Linked DNA regions of Homo sapiens: all the other regions are linked to region 1. Evidence: chromatin contacts called from ENCODE Hi-C or POLR2A ChIA-PET data. All regions are on one chromosome and are shown on one strand. The core of a region is the stretch at or near the end of the contact, and the rest is flanking DNA. Distances in the headings are between cores, read along the strand shown.

What was found. A loop is a pair of places that touch in the nucleus more often than their neighbours do. ChIA-PET counts read pairs that join two places held with the same protein, here RNA polymerase II (POLR2A). Pooled maps may share reads with other maps.
Region 2: a loop to region 1 is called in a map of CD8-positive, alpha-beta T cell, with 8 times the contacts of the local background. The contact joins two enhancer-like sites. A Hi-C loop is called at or near these places in 1 of 168 maps with a recorded cell type or tissue (CD8-positive, alpha-beta T cell), 2 of 37 single-sample maps with no recorded cell type and 6 of 50 pooled maps.
Region 3: a loop to region 1 is called in a pooled map, with 5 times the contacts of the local background. The contact joins two enhancer-like sites. A Hi-C loop is called at or near these places in 2 of 37 single-sample maps with no recorded cell type and 2 of 50 pooled maps.
Region 4: a loop to region 1 is called in a map with no recorded cell type, with 10 times the contacts of the local background. The contact joins two enhancer-like sites. A Hi-C loop is called at or near these places in 1 of 37 single-sample maps with no recorded cell type and 2 of 50 pooled maps. POLR2A ChIA-PET finds 5 or more read pairs at or near these places in 1 of 52 experiments (OCI-LY7).
Region 5: a pooled map shows a loop between it and region 1 (5-fold over the local background). The contact joins the promoter of ZNF217 here to the enhancer-like site in region 1. A Hi-C loop is called at or near these places in 1 of 37 single-sample maps with no recorded cell type and 7 of 50 pooled maps. POLR2A ChIA-PET finds 5 or more read pairs at or near these places in 1 of 52 experiments (OCI-LY7).

The regions. Positions count from the first base shown.
Region 1 is chr20:51,399,085-51,401,918 of GRCh38, reverse strand. The region is part of intron 9 of NFATC2 (nuclear factor of activated T cells 2); the gene reads left to right. Among named protein-coding and RNA genes, the nearest start is that of MIR3194, 52 kb to the left of the region's middle. RefSeq lists an enhancer at 1,004-1,473. Within about 2 kb of position 1,383, at least 8 of the 41 ENCODE cell types and tissues checked have a DNase peak (open chromatin) inside an H3K27ac peak, as active enhancers do; they include CD8-positive, alpha-beta T cell and OCI-LY7, where a contact is called at or near this core.
Region 2 is chr20:53,838,221-53,841,054 of GRCh38, reverse strand. No RefSeq gene overlaps it. Among named protein-coding and RNA genes, the nearest start is that of BCAS1-AS1, 76 kb to the left of the region's middle. RefSeq lists an enhancer at 809-1,379. Within about 2 kb of position 1,439, at least 16 of the 41 ENCODE cell types and tissues checked have a DNase peak (open chromatin) inside an H3K27ac peak, as active enhancers do; they include CD8-positive, alpha-beta T cell, where a contact is called at or near this core.
Region 3 is chr20:53,641,970-53,644,803 of GRCh38, reverse strand. No RefSeq gene overlaps it. Among named protein-coding and RNA genes, the nearest start is that of ZNF217, 50 kb to the right of the region's middle. RefSeq lists enhancers at 1,386-1,435, 1,476-1,525. Within about 2 kb of position 1,488, at least 29 of the 41 ENCODE cell types and tissues checked have a DNase peak (open chromatin) inside an H3K27ac peak, as active enhancers do.
Region 4 is chr20:53,610,366-53,613,199 of GRCh38, reverse strand. All of the region lies in intron 1 of LOC105372672 (a long non-coding RNA gene), which reads right to left. Among named protein-coding and RNA genes, the nearest start is that of ZNF217, 18 kb to the right of the region's middle. RefSeq lists an enhancer at 2,381-2,430. Within about 2 kb of position 1,484, at least 13 of the 41 ENCODE cell types and tissues checked have a DNase peak (open chromatin) inside an H3K27ac peak, as active enhancers do; they include OCI-LY7, where a contact is called at or near this core.
Region 5 is chr20:53,592,360-53,595,193 of GRCh38, reverse strand. ZNF217 (zinc finger protein 217) reads left to right here and starts at 1,355. Exons shown (of 6, transcript NM_006526.3): 1 at 1,355-1,438. RefSeq lists silencers at 335-1,174, 1,265-1,344, 1,835-1,984, 2,405-2,644.

The DNA of each region.
Region 1 (2,834 bases), core at 134-2,633:
TGTATATTTGTCAAGGAGACAGATTCTTGGGTCTGTACTTTTGTCTGTAATGGCTATTTGTTGACACCTTGTGTTTTTATGAAAATTATCACCATTGATTAAGCTCATCAGTGAACCACTTCTAATTTACATCTTAAATTATCACCTAGTCCATAGGATCAGTGGGATGACTCACCAGTTTATGCCTGGGGTAAAAATGCAAGGCCACTGTATAGGTCTTAGGCTGTAACCTTGTATTAGGTTGGCGCAAAAGTAATTGTGGTTTTTGAGGTACCCCTGTGTCTTTGGGAGGATTTGTAGATGACACTTAGGGACCATGTAGTAAGTCTAAATACTGCCTTTTCTCTTGACGTCCGCATCTCCATATTACTGACAACTGACCAGCACATTCACGTGGATCAATGGACTTACCTCCCATTTAAATATGTAGGGAAACAGAATGGTATCCTTGGTTATTGGAATGGCCTCTTTTAGACTGGTCTTTGTCTCTTTCTCTTCCATCTTCTTTAGGGGACCATATTGTGGGCTTAATAAACACATGCCAATGAGCCAGCTATAGCATCTCATTTATTTTTATTTTTTTGAGACAGTCTTGCTCTGTTGCCTAGGTTGGGGTACAGTGGCACCATCTCAGCTCACTGCAACCTCCGCCTCCCAGGTAGCTGAGGTTACAGGCACCTGCCGTCACACCCAGCTAATTTTTGTATTTTTAGTAGAGACGGGGTTTCACCATATTGGCCGGGCTGGTCTTAAACTCCTGACCTCAAGTGATCCACCCACTTCGGCCTCCCAACGTTCTGGGATTACAGGCATGAGCCACTGTGCCTGGCCTATAGCATCTCATTTAATCCTCAGTGACTTTGCCAAGGAAGTGTTCTCATCCCCATCTCGTGGCTGGGGAGACTGAGGCAGAGGCACTGTTGAAGTGCTTATGTTCCAACAGCTTCTGATGTGAGTCTACATTTTAACAGAGGCCCCAGGGCAGCCAGAAGATCTTTCAAATTGGGGAAACCCTAGCCCAGGACTAGTACCCATAGAGCTGGGGCCACATCTGGTCTCTACCCAATGCTAGGAGGCTGTTCCTGGACAAGTCGCCCCATCTTTCTCTGCCTTACTAACTTGACCTGAGAAATGGAACTCTCACCACCACCCCCGGAGATGTCTGTGAGGATGAAGGAAGGCAGAGCGAGTAGCCACCTGCGGAGGAGGGTGTTTGGCGGTGGCCTGGTCCCGAGTTGATTTCGGGCCTCAGTTGAATGAAGACAGGCCCTGCCTCTGTCTTCCACAAAGAAGCTGACAAAGAGTGAAACTCTATGACTAAACAGGAAGCTGCACCTCCGAATGCTGCAGACGGAGCCATCATGTGATGCTTTCTATTTCTCTGAGAAGGTGACAGAACAGGGCTTGGTTTCTCGAGTCCCCTGAGATAGCGCCATTGTGCCCCCCCACCCCCCATATTAACACTGGGCACCATGTGGTTTGGTGTTTGAAGGTTTGGAGAGAGAACTCGTGTTCTGGGTGGATGGTCTGAAGAACCTGGTCCCTGGGGTTCCAACTAGATTCGAACGACTCCTCCAAGGGTGTGACTTCAGACCTGTGCCTGATGCCTGAGATCCACTGAAGTGCTCCTTAAATGAGTAGATATGGATAAAGTGACAACGTGTTGGTCATTACAGAACTTTAGAGCTGTCAGCTGAGCAAAACAGGGAGTGGCGTGCTCTAACATCAGTTCCAACAGGATCACCTTGCTGTAGGGCCGGGGTGGCAGTGGAGGTTGTTGGTTTCTGGCTACCTGGGGTAAATCCAGAAGCATGTATGGGTGGGTGGGATGTGGGCTGTGAACAAGGAGTCAGGGAACACACAGGTTGGCCTGAACAACTGGAAAGAGAGAATGTGTGTTTCCCATCATGGGAACAGGTGAGACACGGGGAGGAGGGGTGAGGATCCAGAGATTGGTTTTGGCCCTGTGAAGTTTGGGCAGGTAGATATTGCAATCTGAAATTCAGGAGTGATGGTCTGGGTTAAAAACATTAATGTGGCCATCGTCAGGATAGAGGTGGTATTTTAAGGCCCTGAGTGAATTATCCGACAGTACTGTCTGCTCTTGGACTTGGAAGAAGTCAGTTTCAAGTGGAGACTGGGCAGTTTAGTGTGGGAGCTGCCTTAGGGCCACATCCACCTGGAAATGTTTGCTTTGGGAGATGGCCTGAGATGCATGGTCAGAAAAGGAGGAGAGATGAAGTGCTTCTTTTGCCCCAGGGCAGCAGTAGCCAACCCCAACTAGCCAATTCCTGTTGGAGCCCAACATTGGGAAATCCAGGCCTCTAACTGCATAAGCGCTGAAAGGATCTCATTTATTGAGCATTCTGTCTCCCTTGAAGATGAGATTTCAGGGAGCTTATGCCTCTATTTGAAAAAGCATCCTAGTTTACTTGACATTTCTAATAACGCTGCATTATTCCCTGTAAGAAATTGGACTCAGAAAACATTTCTAAATCAGGCATTTGGAATGGACTTGGGTATTCCAATTCGGCCAAAGGGGATTGGGAAGACAGGTGTTTTGAAAGCCACAGGCATTGTACACATGTAGAGAGGAGTATTATTTACAATAGACTCCCCAGGTCTCATTCAAGTGCCTTCGTTGTTCTGATAGGGCAGGAGCTTTTTTTTCCATTGTTGACAAAAAACAGGAAGAAAATGTGCAGTTTTATGAATTTCCCTGACCACTGAGGTGATATCACTAGTAAGAAGGAAACTGGGGCCCAGTTTAGTATCTGTAGATGCCTGAAGGAAGATAACAGTTGAGTAGATCTTTAATGAAATTCTGATTTTCC
Region 2 (2,834 bases), core at 190-2,689, 2.4 Mb before region 1:
CATATTTTCAAGCCTACCATCTTTCAAAAAGAAATAATGAGTAAGTTAACTCAGGGCACAATAATTAACAAAGATTTTGAGCTGATCAGTTATGGACAGAGAACATAATGTCTACTTCCACTCAGTAAGTATCACCAAAGAACCCAGAGAGATATGTGACTTTTTAATTGATGGTGCTTAAGTATTCCAAAATGTTATAGAAAAAATATGCATGTGACTCACATGAAATCCATTTCCTCTGTGATGGGTTCTATACATGGGTAAAGGAAAATGAAAGTTGAGTTTGCAATAAATGCACATATATATCTGGAGTCTGACCTGCCTGGCTTCACCATTTTCCAGCTATTTAACCATTAATGCTAGACAGATGGCAGTCCTCCCTCCAAGGCTCAGCTTCTCATCTATAATTGGAGATAATCACAGTCCCTACATTGCATAGTATTGGAAGGATTCTGTGAGCTAGTGCAGGCTCACATAAGGTCTTTGGTTAAAGTTAGCTATTACAAGTAGTAGTACTAGTAGTAGTCATTGTAGTAGTAGTATTTTTTTAGGTGAAGTCTCACTGTGTCACCTAGGCTGGAATGCAATGGCACCATCTTGGCTCACTGCAACCTCCACCTCCTGGGTTCAAGTGATTCTCCCACCTCAGCCTCTCAAGTAGCTGGAAATACAGGCATGCACCACCATGCCCAGCTCATTTTTTTGTATTTTCAATAGAGACAGGGTTTCACTATGTTGGCCAGGCTGGTCTCGAACTCCTGACTTTAGGTGATCCACCCACTTTGGCCTCCCAAAGTTCTGGGATTACAGGCGTGAGCCACAGCGCCTGGCCTAAAGTTAGCTGTTATTATTGGGAATTGAGGGATGTTTCATTAATGGAACCATGGATAGGGTTAATAAGGACTATGAAAACCTAAACATTTAGCAGGAGGGGAGGGTTCGATAGTCCTTAAATCCCCCTCTTTCTGTCTTTTTCTTTTGTTTTCCAGAGGCTGCCTCTTTTGAGAAGAGGGAGAAAAGAAGAAGAAGAGGGAGATAAAAAGAAAATGTTTGTGAAGCAGCCACCAAAAGTTAAAAGAAAAAACTTTATGTCTAAAGGTCAAGTAGTTGGTGGCCACACCTGGGTGAAAGGCAGGGCCAATCCTAGCAGTGAGGTTTCTGGGAGGTGGACGTGGGGACAATGGCTCCCACACAGCCCACTGACTGCATAGCTGGGGAGGCACCATCCTAGCCAGGGTGAGGAGCAGGATGCAGGCTGGACATGCCGAGGTGCAGGCAGCTGCGTCCTCTCAGGCCTCTTGGCAGGAAGGAGATGATATTTTTGCTTCCTCCTGTGGTGGCACCTAGCAGCTGTGGCCTCACTTTTTGTTCGCACAGTGGGAGTGCCCTGCAGTCATGACCTCAGTGGCTTCCTCACTTTCTGGGACCTTTTGCAAAATTCTTGTGGCTTGCCATTTACGAACCTGGTGGCTTCAATGCCTGCAGCACCTTAAAGCCAGATTGCAAAGAGGCAAACTACAGGTGTGTGTCTTGTTCGCACCTGTCTCCCCAGTGACTAGCACAGTGCCTGGCTGCGTTTCTGAAGAAAAAGTGAATGAAGGATGAAAGAGGAGGAAAGCAGGAAGGAAAGAAAAAGGGAAAAAAGAAAAAAAAGGAAGTTTTGTTTTTATTTATTTATTTTTGAGATGGGGTTTTGCTCTTGTTGCCCAGGCTGGAGTGCAATGGCGCAATCTCGGCTCACTGCAACTTCTGCCTCCTGGGTTCAAGTGATTCTCCTGCCTCAGCCTCCCGGGTTCAAGTGATTCTCCTGCCTCAGCCTCCCGAGTAGCTGGGATTACAGGCATGCGCCACCACGCCTGGCTAATTTTTGTATTTTTAGTAGAGACGGGGTTTCTTCATTTTGGTCAGGCTGGTCTCGAACTCCCAATCTCAGGTGATCTGCCCACCTCAGCCTCCCAAAGTGCTGATATTACAGGCATGAGCCACCGCGCCCGGCCCCCCCCTTTTTTTTTTAAGGCGCAGTCTCCATCTGTTGCCCAGGCTGGAGTGCAGTGACATGATCTCAGCTCACTGCAACTTTTGCCTCCCGGGTTCAAGTGATTCTCCTGCCTCGGCCCCCCAAGTAGCTGGGATTACAGGTGCCCACCACCATGCCTGGCTAATTTTTGTATTTTTTTTTAGTGGAGATGGAGTTTCACCATGTTAGCCAGGCTGGTCTCGAACTCCTGATCTCAGGTGATCCACCGGCTTCAGCCTCCCAAAGTGCTGGGAAAAGTTCCTTGGAAGTTGAGATGAAACTCTCTGGAAAAGTTTGCTGTGAAGTATAAGGTAGTGTAAGGATCAAAGGTTACCCTTTTACAACTTCAGCGCTTATAAAATGTACGCGCGCGTGTGTGTGTGTGTGTGTGTGTGTGTGTGTTGTGTAGACAGCATGTTAATTGTCAAAGGTGGAGCCTCTTAAGTCAAACGGACTTCAATTTGAATTCCAGTTCCCCTACTCGCTGGCTTTATGTTCTAACCCAAAGCAAATGCCTTCAGGAAACCTGTTTCCTCATCCATAAAATGGGACTAACAGGAGAATTACTTGAACCTGGGAGGAGGAGGCTGCAGAGAGCCGAGATCGCACCACTGCACTCCAGCCTGGGTGACGGAGAGACTGTCTCAAAAACAAATAAATAAATCAATAAAATTTAAATTTAAAATTAAATTTAAAAAGAAACAAATTGAGCCGGGCACGGTGGCTCATGCCCGTAATCTCAGCACTTTGGGAGGTCTAGGCGGGCAGATCACGAGGTCAGAAGATCAAGACCATCCTGGCCAACATGGTGAAACCC
Region 3 (2,834 bases), core at 239-2,738, 2.2 Mb before region 1:
GAAGAAAGAAAGAAAGGGAGAAAGAAAGAGAAAGAGGGAGGGACAGAGGGAGGGAGGGAAACCACCTGAATATTTGTGTTAGCTTAAACTCAATTTCAGCTGTAATCATGGAAATCAAATTTATATAAGAAAATATCAGATTAATTCAGTTTTCATACACACATTCACTCGAATTTTTAAATTTCATCAATTGATTTTAGAAAAGAGCAGCATAGTGAAAAAAAGTGAAGAACTATATTCTTGCCAAATTTATACCTAAATTTTACTGAAATATTAATTAGTTTTTTTTGTTGTTGTTTTTGTTTTTCTGGAGACAAGGTCTTGCTTTGTTGCCCAGGCTGGAGTTCGGTGACAATCTTGGCTCACTGCAGCGTCAACCTCCCAGGCTCAAGAGATTCTTCCACCACAGCCTCCAGACTAGTTGGGACTACAGGTGCACACCACCACAACCAGCGATCTCGGCTCACTGCAACCTCTGCCTCCTGGGTTCAAGCAATTCTCCTGCCTCGGCCTCCCTAGTAGCTGGGATTACGGGCATGCACCACCATGCCCAGCTAATTTTGTATTTTTAGTAGAGACGGGGTTTCTCCATGTTGGTCAGGCTGGTCTCCAACTCCCTACCTCAGGTGATCCACCCACTTAGGCCTCTCAAAGGTGCTGGGATTACAGGTATGAGCCATTGCGCCTGGCCCATTTTTCATAAGAATTATAAAATTGCATTGTTTCTGACATGGGCGTAATCTATGATCTGCCTTCACCAAAAACATGCAGAGGAAAATAAAATACATATTTTTTATTTTTAGTTTCTCTGCTCTTTTGGCTTTATTGTTTGAAATCTTTTTATTAGTAATAGGTATGTTTGGTGTTCACTTTTTCCATACAGTGCATTAATGTGTGGTTTAAATACAAATTTAAGTGCAAAATTATAAGACAGTAGCCTGGAAAGGCCCATTTGGGCAGATGTGGCTTATTAAAAATCCCAGCTGGGTGCAGTGGCTCACCCCTGTAATCCCAACATTTTGGGAGGCTGAGATGGGCAGATCACCTGAGGTCAGGAGTTCAAGACCAGCCTGACCAAGATGGTGAAACACTGAGTCTACTAAAAATACAAAAATTAGCTGGGCATATGCTGGGCACCTGGAATCCCAGCTACTCAGGAGGCTAAGGCAGGAGAATCCCTTGAACCTGGGAGGCAGAAGTTGCAGTGAGCCAAGATCGTGCCATTGCACTTCAGCCTGGGTGACAAGAGCAAAACTCGGTGTCAAAAAAAAAAAAAAAATCACAATTTTTGGGTTTCTTTTAAAACTTAAAAATGGAGGATGAATTTCCAGCATCCTGCTACTCGGACGGAGGAAACAGAACAGGAACAAAGCTGAAGTGAGCTAGGCAGGCCGAGGGAACCTCTGGCTGCCTCCCATTGCTGCTGCACGCAGGTAATGCAGCGGTTCATAGCCTGCCTTCCAGCCCTGGTGTTAGACGACTTTCAGTTACAGTATTGTGGTGAATCATTTCCTTCCAAGGCTCAGGGTGATCTATCACACGGGCGTGTTGTCTAGATTTTAACAACAATATGAGCAGAAAAGTTCCTCATTCCAGAAATGCAAAACAAATTACATAAGAAGTGTATTCTTTAAAGGAAAAAGCAAAGTCTACATAAAGGCATAATGAATAGGAAGAACAATTATGCGTGGGAAAACAAAGCTCTTTAAAAAAATCATCAAAGAAATGAGGTTTTTCTTCCCTTGTCTAATTTATAACAGTGACGTTCCTTTTGAAGACAGGAGCAGGGGCATAGGAGCTGGAGTATCGGCCTTAGCTGTGCCTTTTGTAATGTCACTAGGGACAGGGAGGGGGAGGAGTTGTGACGGTGTTGGAAACACTGGCCCTGGTGTATTATTGCTTGCACTACAGGAGTTTTTGGTTGCCAAATCAATACCTTGGTTGTCCTTGAAAAACCCTGCAGGTCTGTTTTTAATAGCTTGCTACACCGGTGAAATTACCCTGATTACTTAGCAAAGCCTCACCTTTGATCCACTGATCTAGTTAGAGACCTGTGTGAGAGAGAGAGAGCCTGTGGCCCCAGAGATATTAACAAATTAGAAGAAGAAGGAAGGGAAAACTGCAACTTACAGAAATACAGGAAGTCTGAGGTTTGTCAGTTGTTGAAACATTTGATATTGTCTTTTAAGAGTCTCCGTGGTCTGAGAGCTTTCTTTGGGATAACAAAATACTAACATTAAAGAGCAACGTTCGGGCACAGTGACTCACGCCTATAATCCCAGCACTTTGGGAGGCCAAGGTGGGTGGTTCACGAGGTCAGGAGTTCGAGACCAGCCTGACCAACATGGTGAAATCCTGTCTCTACTAAAAGTACAAAAATTAACCGGGCATGGTGTCATGTGCTTGTAATCCCAGTAGGAGAATCGCTTGAACCCGGGAGGCGGAGGTTGTAGTGAGTCGAGATCGCGCCACTATGCTCCAGCCTAGGCGACAGAGCAAGACTCTGTCTCAAACAAACAAACAAAAAAAGAGCAACAACAATAACACCACAGCAAAGCCACCTGCTATTCAAAATCAAGAACAGTGGATCAATCCAAATTAAAGAATGGTGGCTGGTATTGTTTTCCACCTCACTCTCCCAAGAGATACATATGCCCAAAAACATTTCCATTTCCTGTTCATGCAACAGTGAAGTGAAGGGTCATTTTCCTTCCAATTTTTGTACTCATTAGACAGAGTGCCTTTTAAGCATTTATTTATTTTTAAATTAACAGACTTTATTTATTTATTTATTTTTGAGAGGGCGTTTTGCTTTTGTCACCCAGGCTGGAGTG
Region 4 (2,834 bases), core at 235-2,734, 2.2 Mb before region 1:
AAATCTTTAAAAGCTTAGAAAGGGAAAAAGGAAAAAAGTCTAGAAATTTTTTTTTTTTTTTTTTGAGTCTTGCTCTGTCACCCAGGCTGAAGTGCAATGGCGCCATCTCGGCTCACTGCAACCTCCACCTCCTGGGTTCAAGCGAGTCTCCTGCCTCAGCCTGCCGAGTAGCTGGAATTACATACAGGCGCCTGCCACCATGACCGGCTAATTTTTCATTTTTAGTAGAGATGGGGTTTCACCATGTTGGCCAGGCTGGTCTCGAACTCCTTACCTCAGGCGATCCACCCGCCTCGGCCTCCCAAAGTGCTGAGATTACAGGCATGAGCCACCGCGCCCGGCTACATTTCTTTAAAATTTCTCAAGTTAAAAGTAAATAACTGTTAGAATGGTTACATCCAATATTTACAAGCAGAATGTGTTTCCTGAGAATTTGCCCTTTCATTTAAGGTTGCAGTAGTGCTGCCACCATGTTTTCACACGTGATCAAATGTATCCCATTGGAAAACCGTGTAATCTTGTTCGGAAATCTTCCTCAGGCTTTGGCATCCTGTGGGTGTTCTGCCAGAGAACTTTAATCCAAATCATAAACTTAAGTCATAGGTACTAAAAAAGAAACTTCTGGTCTAGGACTTTGAATCTTTTGACTGTTAATAATCAAGAAAGCTGTATTTTCTTTCGTTTAAAAAATAGAGACGACTGGTGGTGGTGGGGGCTGCGGGTGTGTGTGTGGCTCACGCCTGTAATCCCAGCAATTTGGGAGTTTTACGTGGGCAGATCACTTGAGGTCAGGAGTTTGAGAACAGCCTGGCTAACATGGTGAAACCTCATCTCTACTAAAAATACAAAAATTAGCCGAGCATGGTGGTGCATGCCTGTAGTCCCAGCTACTCGGGAGGCTGAGACATGAGAATTGCTTGAACCCGGGACAGGGAGACTGCAGTGAGCCGAGATCATGCCACTGCACTGTAGCCTGGGTGACAGAGTGAGATTCTGTCTTAAAAAAAAAAAAAAAAAGAAAGATTAAAAATAGAGATGGGGGGGTCTCACTATGTTGTTCAGGCTGGTCTCAAACTCCTGGGCTCAAGTGATCCTCCCACCTTGGCCTCCCAAAGTAGAAGCTGTATTTTCAAGTTGGTCAAGTGTTCACCTACTCTGCCTCCAACTGTGATTTCAGTATATACAGGCATCCATAAAGTCTAGAAACAAAGAATCTACGTCATTACAAACATCTTCAATTTGTAAAAATTAGAATACATATAATAGGATAGAGTATAATAGAATAAAGTAGGATAAAACAAAACAAAGTAAAATGAAATAAATTAAACAACACTGTGTCTCCAGACTTTATGAAAATCTTTTTCGTGGACTTGAGGATGTACCGAGCCAGTGGAGTGGCTGGATGAAATGGGAACTCCACCGCAGGAAGTGGTGCTTTTCTCATGCTGCTAATTAAGGAATGTGGAACCCTTCTTTCTGAGTCAGCTTGGCGGTATGTAGAATTCTGTCCTGCTCGGTGCTTACGTGATTATTGCATGAAACTTTAGAAATAAACCAGAGTATCTTGCCACTTAACACTTAAGAGGCCAGAGGTGGTGTGTGTGTGTGTGTGTGTGTTTTTAAATGGTTCCTAATCTTTAAAATGGTTAGTTGCAGCTGGCCTTTTATCAGCTGATCATATTTACAGCAGTCTCAGATGGCACGGTGCCGTCCCAAAAGATTTGGACCATTTAGAAGCTCACATTTTAAGGTACACAGGCTTATCATAGCATTCTGAGGATTCACTAGAATTACATGGCAAGAAAAACTTTTCTGTGGAACTGTTTACTATTCTTATTTTAAATTACTTTTTGGTAAAATAAATGTTAATTTATTTCAAAGGTAATATAAGTAGATTATGAAAAATAATTAGAGAAAAATAGAAAGTAGAAAAAGGGTCATACATATGCCATTATTGAAAAACAAACATTAAAAAAATTTTTAAATATAACCCATCATAGGATTAAGGGTAAAAAAAGAAAAAAAGAAACAATTTTAATAAAAATTTTGAAATGTATGCGAAAGTAGAGAGAATAATAAAAATAGTGTAATGAGTAACCCCCATATCTGATGCCCAGTTCTAGTTTCTTTTTCTTTTTCTTTTTTTTTTTTTTGAGATGGAGTCTCGCTCTGTCGCCCAGGCTGGAGTGCAGTGGCACGATCTCAGCTCACTGCAATCTCTGCCTCCCGGGTTCACACCATTCTCCTGCCTCAGCCTCCTAAATAGCTGGGACTACAGGCACCCACCACCACGCCCGGCTAATTTTTTGTATTTTTAGTAGAGACGGGGTTTCACCGTGTTAGCCAGGATGGTCTTGATCTCCTGGCCTCATGATCTACCTGCCTCGGCCTCCCAAAGTGCTGGGATTACAGGCGTGAACCACGGTGCCTGGGCAAGTTCTAGTTTCAAGATGTTAACCACCTTTGGTTCAATTCTCTTGTTTTTTTATTTACTAAAGTATTATAAATTCTCCTATGTCATGTCATTCTTCTATATCCTTCAGTATACATCTTTAAATATATATATAATGCATATTCTGTAATAATCCGTGCCATTATTACAGCTAATGAAATAAAATTTTTTTGTTTTCATATAATATTCAGTCTGTACTAAAATTTTTCTGATAAAATCAATTTAAATATTTTTATGTATATTACATCCTTTTTTCGTTACTAATAGAAAAAATTAGAGTTCATTAAAAATACAACTTTGCATCTCGGTTTTTTCATTTGCTATTATAAATATTTCCCAATGGCCTATTTTTCAAAGCTTTCTAATTCTAAAATGGCTGTAT
Region 5 (2,834 bases), core at 106-2,605, 2.2 Mb before region 1:
AAATGGGGAAATATCACAGGCCTTAGGAATCAGGATCTTTTTTTTGTCCTTTTTTTCAGTAAGGAAAGAAAACATTTGGGAAACGCTTTAAATGAGTTGTGCGTAGGGAGGAGGGGAAAGGGTAGCGGTTTTTTTTTTTTTTTTTTTGTCCCTTTTTTTGTCCCCGGTTTCCTCCAAATGGATTTCTATCAAAACCAAGTAGATTCTTGGAACCTAGGCTAAGTTTAGAAATCTCAAGTTAGAATAGCGCAAGCCCAGCCCTTTCAGAAAAAAAAAAATCACAACAATTAAATAGCTTTCTGAAGATACTCATTTAAAAACTGTTTATCTTCTCGACCTTCCTCAAGCTTGAAGAAAATCTTTGGTGTTTTTCGCGCACAGCTGCCTTCTAACCCGCGAGCAACGGCGTTAAGGTTTTTGTTTGTAATTCGGGGTGACCCAGGGGTTCGGGCCGCGGGCCCCTCCCCTCGCCCGCGCACACCTTGCAGAGGAGGGGGCGGCGGGGACAGGGCCGGATCTGCGCCTGCGCACACCCTCGCGGCCCCCTCCCTCCGGCCTCCCCGGGTACCTGTCACGGCTACCGCCGCGGCGCGCGCCCGCCACGTTAAGCCGGATGGCGGGAGGAGGGGTGCGGGGCGGGGGGCGCGGGGAGGGTGGCACGGCGCGCGCGTGCGCGGGAGTCGCCGAGCGAGAACTGGGAGTGCGCGCGCTCGCCGCTCGCTCCCGTCCCGGAGGCGGAGTCGGCGGCGGGGGGCGGAGCAGGGGCGCGCCTATGCTAGTCACGTGGGCGCTGGGGCGGGGCCGGGGCGGTGTGGGGCGTGGCCGGGCGGCCGGTGAAGGCAGGGGGCGGGGCGGCCGGTGAAGGCAGGGGGCGGGGCGTCTCCGAGCGGCGGGGCCGAGGGAGGGCGCAACAGCTGCTCCCTGAACACTTTCTGACCCAACAGTCCCCCAGCGCCGGACGCGCCGCGCCCCGGCGGCTCTAGGGACCCCCCGCGCCTGCACTGTCCCCGCGCGGACGAGTAGGGGGCGCCCGCGCCTTTGCCCCCGTGCGCACCCCCGCCCCGCTCACCTTAGCCCCGCGCCCGAGGTGAGCCCGGCCCCTATATTCTCCGGGCGGGGGTGGGGGTGGGGGACGCTCCTTTTTTGTTGGGGGGGGGTCTTGGAGGCGCGAAGGCACTAGGCTCCTCGGCGGATGGCTGCACCCCTCGCCCGCGGCTCCCCGTGTCTTTTGGGGGGCCGGGTGCGGGCGCGGAATCCGGGAGGTGTCCGCACAAAAGGCTGAGAGAAACTCCGCGACGCCTCCCTCCCTCCCTCCGCCCTCCCCGCCCCCTCCCCTCCGCGCCCGCTCCTCCTCATTCAAACCCGGCCGGCCCGAGTGGTGTCAGCTCAGTCCCGGCCGCCGCCGCGCGAGGAAATGGCCGAGGAGCCGGAGCCGCAGGTAAAGGGGGCGCGCCCCCCGCCCGCGCCAGCCGGGGCGCCCGCCCGGTCCTGCGGAGGCTCCCGCGCCGCCCCCGAGGCGCCCGGCTCTCGTTGTCTTGTCCCCCCCCAGGATGACCTCAGTTCCCCGTCTCAGCTTTCTATCCGCTCCTCTAGGGCGCCCCCTCCCCAGCCGGCTCCTGCGCTTCCGCCCGCGGGAAGGTGCGGGCGATCCCGGGCTGCATCCGCTCTTGGCCGTCACACTCACGCCGCACGATTCAGAGGGGCTTGGGGTGCGGGGTTCCCTGAATCTCCGCCGGGAGCGGGGGTCTGCGGGGGTGGGCGGTGGGGGGCTGTTCCGAAAAGTTGGGTCGCCCCGCGGGGCGGGTCTCCCAATTTGCCCAGTTGGCCCTTGGGGCGCGGGCGGAGGGGGAACGTCGGCGTAGGGTCCCCCCGCGATGCCCGGGGAAGGGCCGGGGCAAGTTGGAAGCGGCCAAAACAATGCGTCCGGACGGGCATCCCCCCGTAAACAATGGCCGGGACGGTCCACTCGGGCCGGGCGGAGGGCGCCTCTAAGGGACCGCGGGAGGGGCTGGGCCTCGCCGCGGACCCCGACGCGCGCCCCGTGACTCCCTCGGGTGCCCAAAAATCTGTCCCCGGGAGTCTTGGGGCGCCTGCTCATCCCTGAACAGGGATGCACGGGGCTGCGTTTCCTGGATGTGTGCGATAAGGTGGCTTTTTTTTTCCCTCCTCTAATTTTAAAGATTTTTTTAAGTCTTAATGTTCTATAAACACTTAAAGAATATCTTTACAACTCAATTCTAGTGGAACACCCAAAGCCAGCTGGAAGCAGAACTGGGAACTCTAAAGGGCAGGAAGGATTGAAATGCTAGCCCAAAAGTGCTGCTGCTTTTTTTTTTCTTTTCTTTTTTTTTTTTTTTAAGGGAAGTTTCTGCCAGGAGGTGCCGAGTGGTGAAACCGCTCAGTTTCAGGCACAGCCCTCTTGTCTCTCGATTTGGCCCCGACTGCGAGCCGGACGGGATGGTGGAGAGGCGGAGGGCGCTGCTGGGGGCCCGGGAGGCTGGATTTGGGGCTGCCTGGGCGGTCCCGCCCGAGGGGCAAGACCCGGCACGCGGGGCGCGCGCCGGAACCTGGGTCCCGGGAGTTTGAGAAGATGTTCAGGGCCCGGGTTGGAACCCACATTTTGGGATTCTGGGTAGGGCCACCGAAGACGGGAAGGCGCTTTCTTGGGCGGGTGGGGGTGGGGTGAGCAGGCAGGGAGTTTTCCGCCAGGTTTAGTTACAGGAGCTAGAAAAGGCCACTTCTGGGACCCTGGCATCTGGGCCGCCCTGAGAGCCCCAGAAACTTTTTTTTCTTTTTCTTTCCCCCCACCCCCCAGAAAAGGGTAGTCATTTCAG